Regions from separate parts of the Homo sapiens genome. Here region 2 is linked to region 1. A link is a loop called in an ENCODE intact Hi-C map of the cell type or tissue named here. Cell type or tissue: ovary. All regions are shown on one strand. Links, peaks and the distances in the headings refer to the core of each region. The heading gives the core; the rest is flanking DNA.

Region 1 (8,335 bases), core at 324-8,323:
ATTTTTTGAGATGGAGTCTTGCTCTGTCACCCAGGCTGGAGTGCAGTGGCACAATCTCAGCTCCCTGCAGCCTCTGCCTCCCGGGTTCAAGTGATTCTCCTCTGTCAGCCTCCCGAGTAGCTAGGATTACAGGCACCCGCCACCATGCCCAGCTAATATTTGTATTTTTAGCAGAGACAGGGTTTCACCATGTTGACCAGGCTGGTCTCGAACTCCTGACCTCAAGTGATCCACCCACCTTGGCCCCCCAAAGTGCTGGGATTACAAGCGTGAGCCACCGCCCGGTCATGCATTTTATTTTGACAAGTGCAGAGACACATACTCTGGGGCAATCCTTAGTAGATTAGAAAAGTCATTAAATAGATTTCTGGATGGGTGTAACTCTTTGTTAAAAGCAGCAGGAAAAGACTGGGCATGGTGGCTCTTGCCTGTAATCCCAGTGCTTTGGGAGGCTGAGGCGGGAGGATTGCTTGAAGCTAGGAGTTTGAGACCAGCCTGGCCAACGTAGATAACCCCACCTCTACTAAAAATATAAAAATCAGCTGGACGTGATGGTGTGCGCCTGTAATCCCAGCTCCTTGTGAGACTGGGGCATGAGAATTGGTTGAATCCAGGAGATGGAGGTTGCAGTGACTCCAGATTGCGCCACTGCACCCCAGCCTGGGTGACAAAACAAGACTCTGTCTCAAAAAAAAAAAAAAATATATATATATATATATATATATATATTATATATATACACATATATATAATATATATATATATAAATGAAATAAAACCTGTAGAAACCTATCATGAATGTATCAACAAAAGTATCAACACCCTGCTCACTGATAGATAATGGGTTGATATGGCTTACTCGCAGTGTGAACGTCCAAGCGTCCAAGTTTTCTGTTTTGTTTTTTTTGGATAGTGTTTTGCTCTGTTGCCCATGTCAGAGTGCAGTGACATCATCATGGCTTACTGTATTCCCAACCTCCTAGGCTCAAGTGATCCTGCCACTTCAGCCTCCCAAGTACCTAAAATGACAGGCCCATACCACCAACCTGGCTAATTAAAAAATTTTTTTGACTGGGTGCGGTGGTTAATGCCTGTAATCCCAGCACTTTGGAAGGCTGAGGCGGGTGGATCACCAGGTCAAGAGATCGAGACCATCCTGGCCAACATGGTGAAACCCCATCTCTACTAAAAATACAAAAATTAGCCGGGCGTGGTGGCACGCACCTGTAGTCCCAGCTACTCGGGAGGCTGAGGCAGGTGAATCTCTTGAACCCAGGAGGTGGAGGTTGCAGTGAGCTGAGATCACGCCATTGCACTCCAGCCTGGGTGACAGAGCGAGACTTCGTCTCAAAAAAATTTTTTTTTTTGTTTTTGCAAAGATGGGTTTCTCACTCTGTTGCCCAGGTTGATCTTGAACTCCTGGGCTTAAGTGGTCCTCTTGCCTTGGCCTCCCAAAGTGTTGGGGTTACAGGCATAAGCCACTGCACCTGGCCTTAAGTTTTTAAATATATAGAACTTTTCTACCAATTGTTACAGAATTATAGATGCTTTTCAATAATATCTTTAAAACTCTCATAGGGTTCGTATCTAAAATGTCAGTAATATCTAATTATTAATTAGTTGAGTAGTTGGCAGCCAGTTTAGAGTAAGAGTGGAACTCTGTGACATAATAAAATTATGTATATGTGTGTGTGTGTGTATATATATATATATATATATATATTTTTTTTTTTTAAAGAATGGAACTAGAGAGTAGGGTCTGTAAGAGTGTCAGAAAGTCAAATGTATTGAACTCTGATAGGGGAAGTCAGAGAGTGCCAGCTTATTTCAACATTTTGCTTTAGGCTAGTCTTATTTGTCATTGTCTGTGTCACCCTTGGCAGGCATGTTGGTCACCCTTGGCAGGCATGTTGACCCATGTACAAATTTATCACATAACTCTGAATTTCTAGGTGTTGGTTTTTGTTTTTGTTTTTGTTTTTGTTTTTGTTTTTTTTTTTTGAGAGAGAGTCTCACTCTGTTGCCCAGGCTGGAGTGCAATGGTGCATCTTGGCTCACTGCAAGCTCTGCCTCTTGGGTTCACGCCATCCTCCTGCCTCAGCCTCCCGAGTAGCTGGGACTACAGGCGCCCACCACCACGCCCGGCTGATTTTTTGTATTTTTTTAGTAGAGACGTGGTTTCACCATATCGGTCAGACTGGTCTCAATCTCCTGACCTCGTGATCCGCCCGCCTCGGCCTCCCAAAGTGCTGGGATTATAGGCATGAGCCACTGCGCCCAGCCAATTTCTAGGTCTTTAGTGTCATTTAACTTTCTTTTCTTGAGCACATGAACTTTATTAGTAGGCAATTTCTTTTAATTTGATTACCGTTCTTTTGAATATGGGTCACATTTTCCTGTCCATTACCATATCTAGTCATTTTGGAGTGTATATTGGACATTGGGATTGTTACTTAGTAGAGGCTCTGGGTTACCTTTTGTTTTTTTTTTTTTTTTTTTTTTGATACGGGGTCTTGTTCTGTTGCCCAGGCTGGAGTGCAGTGGCGTGATCTCAGCTCACTGCAAGCTCTGTCCCCCAGATTCAAGCAATTCTTCTGCCTCAGCCTCCTGAGTAGCCGGGATTACAGGCGCGTGACACCACACCCGGCTAATTTTTGTGTTTTTAGTAGGGATGGGGTTTCACCATGTTGGTCAGGCTGGTCTCAAACTTCTGACCTTGCGATCCGCCTGCCTTGGCCTCCCAAAGTGCTGGGATTATAGGTGTGAGCCACCACGCCCAGCCTCTGGGTTCTCTTTTAATCCTGTGCTCTGTGTGTGTGTGTGTTGTTGTTGTTGTTATGTACTGAATGTGATCTCCCTCGCTCCCCGAGAATTCATATCTTGAAGCCCTAACCTCCAGTGTGATGGTATTTGGAGATGAGAACTTTGGGAGATGGAGGTAATCAGGGGTAGATGAGGTCATGAGGGTGGGGCCCTGGGTCTGATAGGATTTATGTCCTTAGAAGAAGAGATACCAGAGAGCTTATTCACTCCCTCTTCACTGTGTGAAGACACAGTGAGGAGGCAGCTGTCTGAGAGCCTTCATCAGACACTGGCCCTCCTGGAATCTTGATCCTGAACTTTCAGTCTCCAGAACTGTGAGAAAATTTGTTTCAGTTGTTATCCCACCAAGTCTGTGTGGTATTGGTTGTGGCATCCCAAGCCGACTAAGACAGTTGTTGATTAACTTCATTGTACTCAAACTCCAAACTGTCTCTCCTACAATGGGCAGCAGGAATATCTGCTCAGTTATTTTATTTAGCTGGGCTGCCTGGAGGCTGCCCCATGTGTACGATCTTCATGGGTCAGTGAGAGATTTGTGTAGAATTAATATTAAGTATTTAGGATTCCTTTTCTCAACTCTTGCGGAAACTTTCCCATCACTTTCCAGCTGCTGTTTTCACCTTGAACTGGGTATTCTGGTTCTATAAGTCAGTAAGACTGTGGGATTTCTATTGATATTTTGCTGTTCACTAGGCATAGGATGGGGACTGTTTTCAGGCAAAAAGCCTTAAAAATTGGGAAACTCACTCAATACCATTCCTTTATTCTAAGTATAGACTCCGTCTGGTTTCTGCTTGCTTTTGGTTGCTCTTCAGTGTCCTCAAGTCTTTTTTATCTTTTTATTAAAAAAAAAATTTAAACGATAGAGATGAGGTCTCGCTGTGTTGACCAGGCTGGTCTCAAACTCCTGGCCTCAAGCAGTCCTCCCATCTTGGCCTCCCAAAGTGCTAGGATTACAGGTGTGAGCCACTGTGTCTAGCCTCTTTTTTATCTTTTGTCCAGAATTTATGGTGGTTATCTGAGGGATGGTTAGCCTAATAGGACCTACTTCTCCATAGCTAGAATTTTCTAATTTTAATATATATAATCATAGAATGTATTTGTTAAAAAAAAATTTGATTTCCACATGTTACCTTAACAGCAGAATTTTTTAGGAATCTTTAATTTTTTCCCCCAATTTTTGCTAGCAGCATCTAGGCAGGAAGGATGTGCTGGTAGTGATTTGTTTAGAGAGTAAGGTGTGCTTAGGTTTATTTGTAATACATGTCCCTTATTGCTGGTAGACTGGTGTAAGAATTTATAATTTAAGGAGTTTTGAAGTGATCACCATCATAGTTGAAATTTGACTATGTGCCATGCATTGTGCTAAAACAACTTACATGGATCATTTTGTTTAATCACCAGAGTAACATTGTGAGTAAGTACTGTTGTTATCCTATTTTACAGGTAAGGAAGCAAAAAGAGGCTCTGAAACTTGCACAAGGTTGCACACATAGTAAACAGCAGAGCTGGGATCCTAACTCAGACCAGTCTGATTCCAGAATCTGTACTATTTAACCACTGAAGATCACCAACTGATCTTTAAGATTCCCTGCTCTACTAGCATTCTGTGGATATAGTTACTTTTTACATTACTTGGAACATACAAATTTAGGAATTTTCAGATTTGTGTTTGTAGTTTGCCACCTCTTGGTAAAATCTGGTAGTGCAACCTAGCAAAATTAAAAAGCAAAGTGTATAAAACTAGGATTTTTATATGTATTTATAACCAGGGCACATTTGATTGGGTAACTGATGGCAGAGAAGAAACTTAGAATTTCAAAAACTATAAAAACTTTTTTTTATCATTAGGTGATATTTACAACTTTCAGCTGGGGTATGTGAATATTGGATTTGTGAAGCCGATTCCTGTGTAACAAGTGAAGGCCGTAAATGATGAGAATGCTACGTGTGGGAAGAATGTATGTACATTTGGCTGTTACATAAACAGAATGAGAGGTAGTAAGTTTTTGAAATAAACAAAATTGGTGAATGAGGTAGGGAAGGCTGTAGGAGATTTTCTTTTTTTTTTTTTGAAATGGAATTTTGCTCTTGTCGCCTGGGTTGGAGTGCAATGGCGTGATCTTGGCTCACTGCAACCTCTGTGTCCTGGGTTCAGTCGATTCTCCTGCCTCAGCCTTCTGAGTAGCTGAGGTTACAGGTGCCCGCCACCATGCCCAGCTAATTTTTATATTTTTAGTAGAGACTGGGTTTCACCATGTTGGCCAGGCTGGTCTCAAACTCCTGACCTCAGGTGATCCACCTGCCTCGGCTTCCCAAAGTGTTGGGATAACAGGCATGAGCCACCGTGCCCAGCCAGGAGATTTTCTTGAAACATGCTAATGTCATTATGTGTCCCTGTAGGCATAAAATTTAGTAAAAATCTGTGAGTATGGGAGTGACACAATTTAAGTGACTTTTAGCAAATTGTTTGCTAAAGTTTTGGGTGGATTTGCCAATGAGAAACAACTCTGGTTTCCAGCTCTTGGAAAAAACCCAAAACTATGGGATGTAGTAGAGGGGATGATATATTCGAAGTGTTGAAGAACAAAAAAACAAAAACAAACCCATTATCCAAGAATACTGTACCTGGCACAGCTCTCCTTTAGAAATGAAGGAGATTTGAAGATTTTCCCAGACAAAAGCTCAGAGACTAGACCTGTGTTACAAGAAATGCTAACAGAATTTCTTCAAGCTGAAAGACAAGGTTGCTAATTAGTAACAAAAAGAATATGAAAAGTATGAAACTTACTGGTAAATGTAAATAGAGTTAATTTAGAATACTCTAATACCATAATGGTGGTATGCAAATCATTTGTATTTTTAGTATGAAGGTTAAAAGACAAAAACCATTAAAAATAATAATAGCAACAATAATTTGTTAAGGGATACATAGTACAAAAACATATACATTGTGACATCAGAAATTTATTAGAAACCAGGCACTGGCTGGGTGCCACGGCTCACCCCTGTAATCCCAGCACTTTGGGAGGCTGAGGCGGGTGGATCACCTGAGATCAGGAGTTCAAGAAAAGCCTGACCAACATGGTGAAACCTCATCTCTACTAAAAATACAAAAATTAGCTGGGCTTCTGGGCATGGTGGCTCACGCCTGTAATCCTAGCACTTTGGGAGGCCGAGGCAGATGGATCACTTGAGGTCAGGGGTTTGAGACCAGCCTGGTCAACATGGTGAAACCCCATCTCTACTAAAAATACAAAAATTAGCTGGGCGTGGTGGCAGGTACCTGTTATCTCAGCTACTCCAGAGGCTGAGACAGGAGAATCGCTTGAACCTGGGAGGTGGAGGTTGCAGTGAGCCGAGATCATGCCATTGCCCTCCAGCCTGGGCGACAGAGTAAAACTCCATCTCAAGAAACAAAACAGAAAACCAGAATGCAATAATACCACCTTATTCCAGCAAGAATGGCCATAATACATAAAACAACAAATAATAGACATTTATGTGGATGTGGTAAACAGGGAACACTTCTACACTGCTGGTAGGAATGTAAACTAGTACAACCACTATGGGAAACAATGTGGAGATTCCTTAGGATACCATTTGATACAGCAGTCCCACTACTGGGTATCTACCAGAGGAAAATAAGTCATTATAAGAAAAAGATACTTGCGTACGCATGTTTATAGCAGCGTAATTCATAATTGCAAAAATGTGGAACCAACTCAAATGCCCATCAAGTCAACGAGTGGATAAAGAAACTGTGGTATATATATATATATACGAGGGAATACTTCTCAGCCATAAAAAGGAATGAATTAATGGCATTCACAGTGACCTGGATGAGATTGGAGACTCTTAATTCTAAGTGAAGTAACTCAGGAATGGAAAACCAAACATCATATGTTCCCACTCATAAGTGGGAGCTGAGCTATGAGGACGCAAAGGCATAAGAATGACACAATGGACTTTGGGGACTCAGGGAGAAAGGGTGGGAAGGGGGTCAGGGATAAAAGACTACAAATAGGGTGCAGTGTGTACCGGTCGGGCAATGGGTGCACCAAAATCTCACAAGTCACCACTAAAGAACTAACTTATGTAACTAAACACTACCTGTTTCCAATAACCTATGGAAATAAGTAAAAAACAATAAAAATAAAAAATAGTATAGGTGTATAAGGCATTTACTGTGAATGGAGCTTGTGGACCTGGAAGTTGTTCTGGGCGAGTCAGTGAGTGAGTGGTGAGTGAATGTGAAGGCCTAGGGCATTACACTTATGTAGACTTGATAAACACTGTACACCTAGCCTACACTAAATTTATAAAAAGTATTTTTTTATTCAATAATAAATTAACGCTAGCTTACTGTAACTTTTTAATTTAACAGATTTGTAAACATTTTAAAACTTTTTGACTCTTGTAATAACACTTCGTATAAAACACATTGTACAGCTGCATAAAAACATTTTCTTTATATACTTATTCTATAAGCTTTTTTTTTTTTTTTTTTTTTTTTTTTGAGACAGAGTCTCACTCTGTCACCCTGGCTGGAGTGCAGTGGCTCACTGCAACCTCTGCTTCCCTGGTTCAAGCGATTCTCCTGCCTCAGCCTCCTGAGTAGCTGGGATGAGAGGCATCCGCCACCACACTTGGCTAATTTTTATATTTTTAGTAGTGATGGGGTTTCACCACATTGATCAGGCTGGTCTCGAACTCGTGACCTCAGATGATCCGCCTGCCTCAGCCTCCCAAAGTGCTGGGGTTACAGGCGTGAGCCACCGCACCTGGCTACTTTTTTCTATTTCAACATTTTAAAATTATTTTACTTTTTAAACTTTTTGTTCAAACCTAAGGCACAAATATACACGTTAGCCTAGGCCTACACGGGGTCAGGATCATCAGTAGAATTGTCTTCCACCTCTCATCTTGCCTCATGGAAGGTTTTGAGGGACAATAACATGAATGGAGTTGTCATTTTCTATGATAACAGTGCCTTCTGGAATACTTCCTGAAGGACCTGCCTGAGGCTGTTTTACAGTTAAAAAAAAAAATAGGTAGGAGTGGCCGGGCGAGGTGGCTCACGCCTGTAATCCTAGCACTTTGGGAGGCCAAGGTGGGCGGATCACGTCACGAGGTCAGGAGATCCAGAACATCCTGGCTAACATGGTGAAAATGTCTCTACTAAAAATACAAAAAATTAGCTGGGTGTGGTGGTGGTTGCCTGTAGTCCCAGCTGCTCAGGAGGCTGAGGCAGGAGAATGGCGTGAACCCGGGAGATGAGCTTGCAGTGAGCCAAGATCATGCCACTGCACTCCAGCCTGGGCGACAGTGAGACTCCGTCTCAAAAAACAAAAACAAAAACCAACCAAACAAAAATAGGTAGGAGTACACTCTAACCATAAAAAGCGTAGTCTAGTAAATACATAAATCAGTAACATAGTCATTTATTATTACAAAGTATTATGTACTGTACATAGTTGTATATGCCATACTTCTATGTAACTGGCAGTGC
Region 2 (8,335 bases), core at 63-8,062, 520 kb before region 1:
CTCACATTCTTTCAGGAGGGTTGATTATTGTCTTCCCAGGGTGCTGGACATGGTACCTGGATGATATCTCTGTTGTAGTTAATCCTCTAATGCTTGGCTGGTATCTATAATTTTGGTGCTTTACAATAAAGAAACGTGTGTCCCTGTTCGCTATGCTGAGGAAGACTCCTATCTAAGGCTGTGTCTCCAGCTACCTGGGACTAGTGCTGCTCAGTTCCTATGCTGCAGCTACTGGTACCGCAAATCCCTCGCCGTGGTGCAATCACACTTGATCCACATGTGACCCACGTGTGAAATGAATTTTATTACATATGATTTCGGAGTTGAGCTAAGTGCGAGGTGTGATGTGGTATAGTGTTTAGGGGTTGTGACTCCTAAGAGGAAGGGGCAGGAACACAGGGCAGCTATGCCAAGGACACCCAGGGGACATGCAGGAACTTCGTCTTTGATTAAAAAAAAAAAAAGCGAGCCTGATCAGGACAGCAAGGACTCTTTTCAAATTGTGACCCAGGTGACTAAATGAATAGAGTCACAACTATGTGTGCCTTTGGAAACCCTCTGAGACAACCTCATCATGTAGTTGTAACTACACTGTGACTACACTTTAATTTCATCATAACTTTCACTGTCTTTAGCCGTGTTTGGGGTCCTTGATTACTTTAATAAAGGCAGTAGTAGCATGAAGCACACTGTGAACACAGGAAGTTAGGAAATCATTGGCTCACATGGAGCCTTTTAGGCCAGTGGCCTCTGCCGTGCACAGCCCAACACTATTTCTTATTCATCTCTCTTCAAAATTGTCCACTGAAGGCAATTCCAAAAAAAAAAAAAAAAAAAAAGCCATTCCAAAATTCTTCCAAGCAGTGGCAGCATCATTAGAATAACAGTATGATCCCTAAATTTAACGTAGAAGTTCTGGTATGTCTACTGAAAACCAATATTATTCCATTAAAATCACACTTCATTCAGGGGGTTAGGACTGTCTTTTCCTTCATATTTTCAGGGTGTTTCCAAACAAGAGGATCATTTTGAAGCCAGATTGCTAATGTACCTAAAACATTAAATATAATGTGAAATCCTTATTTTCTAATTTAAAAAATGTAATTCACTTTGTAGCTGAAATCAAAACAGAAACGGATGAAATGCAGTTATTAAAATTCAAAGCTGAAAATAAGTGGAAAATAGGAAAGATAGGTGATGAGTTGACTACTGTCCCATAAGAGACAGCCCCTGTTTGTGGCCATTTCTGGACATGTTTTTCTCAATAAAGTAACATGGATGTGGGCTTTTAGGGTGAGTAAAGTACAGTTTTATAAAAATTTTGTAATGTGCTAGTGTTCCCGTACTTTTTACTGTCTGGTATCCTAAGCATGAAGCATGTCCAAGTTTAAAGTAGGAAAACAATAGTCCTAGTGATGCCGAGAAACTCAATTATTCCTCAGAATGCCATGGTCATCTGCACACAAAATGTACCTTTAATGTGACTGTGTAATTTGTAAAGTTGACAAATAAAGTGCTATGAATACTCCTCTCCTCTTTGTGGAAACTGTCTATTTGTTAAAAATTGTTATCCCCACTGATGTCCTTCATCTCCAGAGAATACAGAAGTAAGAGTGGCTTAGACCAGGTCTTCTCAAAGTGTACCCATAGGCTGGGGCTAGTCTGCAAACTGTTTGAGGGTTCCTGGTGAGATAAACATAGATACAAAATCGGTGTCTAGAAAATTTACAGCAATTTGACAACAGCCACATCATTAAGCACATCACCAGAGGATTTGCCTCATGAAAAAGAGTAGAGGCTGGGCATGGTGGCTCACACCTCTAATCCCAGCACTTTGGGAGGCCAAGCCAGGGGTGGATCACTTGAGGTCAGGAGTTTGAGACCATCCTAGCCAACATGGTGAAGCCCCAACCCTACTAAAAGTACCAAAATTAGCTGGACTGGTGGCATATGCCTGTAATCCCAGTTACTTGGGAGGCTGAGGCAGGAGAATCGCTTGCACCTGGGAGGTGAAGGTTGTAGTGAGCTGAGATCACACCACTGCACTCTAGCCTGGGTGACAGAACAAGACTCTGTCGAAAAGAAAGAAAAAAGAAAAGAAAAGAGAGAGAGAGAGAGAGAGAGAAAGAAAGAAAGAAAGAAAGAGAAAGAAAGAAAGAGAGAGAGAAAGGGAAAGAAAGAGAAAAACAGAGAGAAAAGAAAGAAGGAAAGAAAGAGAAAGAAAGAAAGAAAGAAGGAGAAAGAAAGAAAGAAAAAGGGAAGGGAAGGAAGAGTAGAGACTAGTTTTGGTGGTCTTCATTTCATTTTCTAATAATTTATTTTTATCGCATTTTTTAAAGTGTCAGTCCCTATGGGTTGAAAACTAAGAAAAATAATTTGTCCTTCACCCCAGGAACCCTGCCTTAGGCTCTGCTGAGGCTGAATATATGTGTATATATGGGTGCCCCAAAATAAATACAAAAATTCTCTGGAAAGTCTTGTTTCTTTAGAAAACACCAGGGTTGAACATGAGGTCACATTAATAGCAATAGTCACGTACGGCTGGCTGTACCTCCCACCCCTGCTGGCACAGGAACTCCGACCCCTACAACATTTCCCTTGGGAATTTCTGGGCTCCTCAGGCATCCATTCCTGGACCACAACAACTTTATGTGCCTCCCCAGAGTTCCTCCGCTCCAGCTTTTCTGGGAACTTCAGCCATTTGCTCAACAGAAAGTGCCGGCAGCTCCCTTCCCCTCATTTCTTGATAGCTCTCGCTGTCTCAGCTGTCCTGGGTTTGGACTTGTCAGGAAGTGAGAGGCAAACTGGCCTCAAGACCAAGAAGCACAGGCTAGTTTCTTTCTGAACCATAAGATTCCCATTCTTAGTGAACAGGGCCTGGGGACCTCATACAAAGCTGGCTCAGGTTGGGGGTCAGGGTGGGCAGCTGGAGTTAGCAAGTTGTCTGGCCACAGGGGGATGCAGGTGAGCAGGGCTGGAGATGTGGTATGGGCACTGGGGAAGACCTTTGGGGAGAGAATGTGAGATCCAGCGAGGAGACCTGCTTAGAGGAATCTTTAAAGAGCTTACAGGTAGAGATTTCAGATCGAAGGACCATTAGACGTCATGTAGTCTAATGCCTCCTTTTACAAATTAGGACACAGCTTCAGACAGGATACCTGCCGCTGGAGTAGGTGACCCTTGGACAAGAACCCAGAGCCCCCTGAATGGTGTTCCAATGCTTTTAAAGATGATCTCTAATTCCCCACCGTCCTCCCCCAAGCCCCACTGTTTCCACCCCACATCCAGTGACTACACAAACTAGCTTTGCCAGGAGAGCAACCAATTTTAACCAGCCCATCCTAAGACATTCCTATATGTCAGAGCCCAGGTCCCAGTTTGGGGTTATGGCAATTCACCACTCCCCTACAATTACGGAAGCCCAAGCAGCAGCCGGGGTTTCACTCAGCCTCGCTCTCTTTTCCAGGGTGCTCTTGCAAGGAGTCGGGAGAGAGCCCTGCTATGCTCACATCCGCCAGCAGGGGGCAGATAGGGAAAAGGTTTACCGGCTTTGAAGCCGGGCAGCTCCCGGTAGAGGGGAGCCTGCCTGCCTTGGTTTCTAGCAGGGCTGCTCACTGAACTGGGCTGCCTGCCAGGGGCCAGCAGTAAAAAGCCAGTCAGGTTGGTATTACTGTCTGGTAAAATGAAAATACCCCTAAATGCTCATTTGCTCCATCATTTCAGATTCCCTAGTGGCTGGCTCCAATCCGGGCACTTGAGTTTACATCATAACCTGGTCGCTGAAGAGCTGTGACCTTGGGGAAGTTACTCTGTGGTTTCCACATTTGAAAAAGCGGAGAACCATAGTGCCCACCTACTGGGGTTGTTGGGTGAAACAAATTAGAAATTTCCTGCTATGTAGTAAGTACTCAATACATATTAGCCAGCAATAATACGTGATTTTACTTTTAACTCATCCTTTAAACAAGTATTTATTGAGCATCTACTATGCTTAAGGCCCTGACCCAAACAAGCGTTTAGAAGACAGAAAAATTAATAAGACGCTCCTTCAAAAATGTTACAATTATTTTCTATCATTTATCTATTATCAACACTGTAATCTCTTATTTCTTTGATTGCCCCTGTTATGAGGAAGCTCAGCACCAAAGCTGAAGGCCTATCTTTGCTGCTCTTTTGATCCTCAGGACCAGCGGCTCTACATGCTTCTTTTCTGTTGGTTCTCGTATTCCATTCTATTTTATTTATTAAGTCACTGCATACATCTCTTGCCTGACCTGCTCCATGCCGGGGTCTGGGCTTGCTGCCTTACTGATGGGAGTCAGAGCGGAGCACTTTGGGGAAAGGAAGGCCACTAACGGGTCTGGGCTTGCTGCCTTACTGATGGGAGTCAGAGCGGAGCACTTTGGGGAAAGGAAGTCCACTAACCCCCCTCCCCCACCTCCCCCCCAACCACCGGCAAAAAAAAAAAAAAAAAAAAAAAAAAAATATTTACAGGTAAGGAAGTGACTAACGAGGCCTGAGGGGATGAGAGACGGAGGAGAAACAGCAACAATGAAAACACCTCTGAGAAAGACAGGATCGGAGACTCTGGGGAAAGAAAGAAAACACAGTGAAAGTAAAGACCTTGCCAAGGGCCAGCCCATCATGCGGGCAGAGAAGAAAAGAAAGGGACAAAAGAAAGGGACGATGTGGAAGTGTGAGCTGAAAAGCACAGGTTCAGAAATAAGTTGCTTTTAGTATCCATTTCAGGAGCAGAGCAAGGGACAGCGAGGCCAACTAGCGATAGATTTCCCATCAAGAGACAGAGAAGGGCAGGGGGTAGAAATCACTGTTTCCGGAGTGGAAAAACACAACTGAGTGTCTGAAGGGAGAAAGTCACAGCGTCAGCTGGCTGGACAGCTGAGTGTCCAGGTTCACCGGCCAGCTCGGGCAGCTGCTTTCGTCCCCTCACCCCTGAGCCAGTCTGTAGCCAGGATGTAAATAAGTCACCTGCATATGTTAAAAATATAACAGGACAGCCACTGGCCTTGCTCAGCAATGTTGAAGAATCCTGCAGATGGAATGGTGCACTTCAAGGAAGAGAAAGTACAAAAGAAAAATTGCTGATTATGGCAAAGGAGATAACAGGCTGATTCATCTGTTAAGCCTGGGTCAAGAAAATGTCTTGGCCAAACAACTGACCACTTTTCTTTTAAAGACTAAGAAGACCCCATAAAAATGTGCACCTCTGTTGGCCAAAAGGTATGTGCTGGAACCATACATTGGAAACTGCCCCCAATGTCTGCCAATTGCAGAATGGGTGAATACATTGTATTTTGAGACAGCAATGAGAATGACAAACTTCAACTACATACAACAATGTGGCTGAATCTCACAGCAGAACGTTTTGGTTTCTGTGCCCCCTCCCAATAATAAAGCAAGTTTCAAATATATACATAAAATTGTTTCAACATTTCTTTACGCCATATAAACTTGCAGTTGTTTTGACTTCTTTGAACCAGTTGTAACATCTTACCAGTTCCCTCGTTCAACTAGGGAGTTAAATAAAATCTTTGATATGTGTTCATTGTACATTTCCATGAGAACCATGATTTTACTTATTTAAAAAGACTATCCTCTATCACATGGGAAGAGGTCAGGTTCAGATGCGTGGCCCCTGGGTTTCCTGAGGAAGGCCCCCTCTTCACTGTACCATGATCTGCTGGCAGGAGGCCCAGTGGACCTCATAGGGCAGGCGTGAGGCCAGGGCCCAGGTTGGCCTTGTCCTCCGCTTCCTGGCCAGGGTTGGCATGGACAGCGGAAGGCAGAGTGGATTTTGGAAGGAACTCTGCCTGGCCCAAAGGCAATAAACAGTGAGCAGGGAAGGATTGTGGCAAGGCCAGAGCTGCGGGCCCCATCATGGGCTGCCCAGGGGCTGAGGGACCAAACTGGATTGCTGGAATTTGGTGGTGCAAAAAAAGAAAACAATGTGGCTAACTGGGGAGGCGCAAACACAGGATCCTGAAGGACTGAGGTTTAGGTTCTTCTTTCCCTGTCCCATCACGCCTGTACAGGAATTTCTTTTAAGAGAAGAAGTAGCTAGTGATGGCAGTCGTAATGGCTGGCATTTATTAAGCATTTGTTCTTTGCCAGGCAGGATGCCCAGGGAGCAGCATGTCCTGTCATTTCATTCCTCATTTATCACATGCTAAAGGCAACCGTATGAGGGGGTGCATGTTACTGCCTCTTTCTAGCTGGGAAGTGACAAGGAGCTGGGATTTAAACCCAGGCTAAGCCAATCAGCCCCACTGTGTGTGGAGCAGGCTGAGAGGCCTGATCCTAGATGCTAGGATGTGAGGGTGGATCTGACGTGCTGGCAGGACCTCCAGGCAGCACTGTCCAGCCAGAAGTTGAAATGTAGGGCTGATGCTAAGGAGAGGTCAAATATGTTATTCATTTAGCATATATTAATAGAGGTTCTCCTAGGAAAGGGAACTAGGTCCCTTTTCTAGTTCTGTGGTCTGGGCAAATTAACAAATTCCCCAAGTTTCATTTCTTCCTCTTTAAAATGTCAGTGATACCACAGTACCTATTTCCTGGGTTGGGAAAGGGCAGTGTGAAAATTAAGTAAGGTGATATACGTGAGGCTCTTGGTACCACCTCTGCCCTGAACATGTGATAAATGGCAGCTATTTTCATTGTTATTGTCCACGAGAGACTGCAGCTTCTGGTGGAGGATGCATTGAGTAAGTGCTTGTGGCTCTTGGGTTTTTTGATCAACAGAGCACTATTCATCATTATTATTTTCCCATGACCTAAAAAACACATTGTAACCCTCCCAAGGTGAAGTATAGAACGAAACTAAAAATAAGTCAAGTTATCATTAATTTACCAAAGCAAAAAGTAAGTATTTTACAATTCTTAACCACAGGAACAAAGATGCATAAGGAATCTCTTTCTTTCTTTCTTTCTTTCTTTCTTTCTTTCTTTCTTTTTTTTTTTTTTTTTTTTTTTGAGACAGGGTCTCTCTCTGTCACCCAGGCTGGAATACAGTGGCATGATGTTGGCTCACTGCAACCTCCACCTCCTGGGCTCAAGCAATTCTCCCACCTCAGCCTCCTCAGTAGCTGGGACCAGCAGGCCCAGCTAATTTTGTATTTTTTGTAGAGGCAGGGTTTCTCTATGTTGACCAGGCTGGTTGTGAACTCCTGGGCTAAAGCAATCCGCCCACCTTGGCCTCCCAAAGTGCTGAGATTACAGGTGTGAGCCACCATGCCTGCACAGGAATTTCTTTTAAGAGAAGAAGTAGCTAGTGATGGCAGTCGTAATGGCTGGCATTTATTAAGCATTTGTTCTCTGCCAGGCAGGATGCCCAGGGAGCAGCGTGTCCTGTCGTTTCATTCCTCATTTATCACATGCTAAAGGCAACCACATGAGGGGGTGCATGTTACTGCGTCTTTCTAGTTGGGAAGTGACAAGGAGCTGGATTTAAACCCAGGCTAAGCCAATCAGCCCCACTGTGTGTGGAGGAGGCTGAGAGGCCTGATCCTAGATGCTAGGATGTGAGGGTGGATCTGACATGCTGGCAGGACCTCGGGCAGCACTGTCCAGCCAGAAGTTGAAATGTAGGACTGATGATAAGGAGAGGTCAGACATGTTATTCATTTAGCATATATTAATGGAGGGCCTATTATGTGTCAGGCACTGTTCTAGGCTGAATAAAACAGGCAAAAATCCCTGCTTCCATAGGGCTATAATTTCAGTGGAGCATTTAGATACTAAACATCATAAATAAGTAAAACATATAGTATGTTAGCTAGGGATAAGATTGGTAGAGAAAATTAGAGAGAGAAAGGATACAGAGAGCCAGGGGTGGGGGTAGAGTGTGCAAGTGTACTTAGGGTGGTCAGGGAAGGCCTCATTTAGGGGCATTTGTGTAAAACCTGAAGGAGGTGAGGGAATAAGCCATGCAGCTCTTTGGGAGAAGAACATTCTGGATGGCGGGAACAGCGGTGCAAAGGCCCTAAGGTGAGAGGACACTTGTCATGTTTGAGGAGCAACAGGAAGCCATTGTGGCTGGACCAAAGTGGATGAGGGCACGCATGTTAGAGACGTGTTGGAGAGAGGCAGGAGGTGCAGACCCAGAGGGGCCTTCTATGCTGAGTGACTCGAAGGTGGTCCTGAGCAGACCAAATACACGGGCTGGCTTAGGTAAAAGAACTATTCTGGTCACTTCATGGACAATGAAGTCTAGTGGGGCAGGGGTGACGCAGGAAATCACTCAGCAGCCACTTACAGTAGCTCAGACAGGAGACGGTGGTAGTTGGAACAGAATGGCAAGGGCTTCGGGAGAAGT

What was found. A loop is a pair of places that touch in the nucleus more often than their neighbours do. Peaks named below come from ENCODE experiments on the same cell type or tissue, not always from the same donor. Only the 100,000 strongest peaks of a DNase experiment are listed, where the experiment ranks them.
Region 2: it touches region 1 in a loop (4-fold over the local background); 3 of 110 quality-filtered maps call a loop at or near these places.

The regions. Positions count from the first base shown.
Region 1 is chr15:50,671,906-50,680,240 of GRCh38, reverse strand. All of the region lies in intron 1 of TRPM7 (transient receptor potential cation channel subfamily M member 7), which reads left to right. All of the region lies in intron 1 of LOC128092252, which reads left to right. Among named protein-coding and RNA genes, the nearest start is that of TRPM7, 11 kb to the left of the region's middle. RefSeq lists enhancers at 2,183-2,683, 2,684-3,184. In ovary, for the core only: a CTCF peak has its summit at 4,508; no DNase peak of the experiment used is centred there.
Region 2 is chr15:51,188,044-51,196,378 of GRCh38, reverse strand. All of the region lies in intron 1 of MIR4713HG (MIR4713 host gene), which reads right to left. Among named protein-coding and RNA genes, the nearest start is that of MIR4713, 50 kb to the left of the region's middle. In ovary, for the core only: a CTCF peak has its summit at 3,540 (motif pointing right); a DNase peak (open chromatin) is centred at 3,518.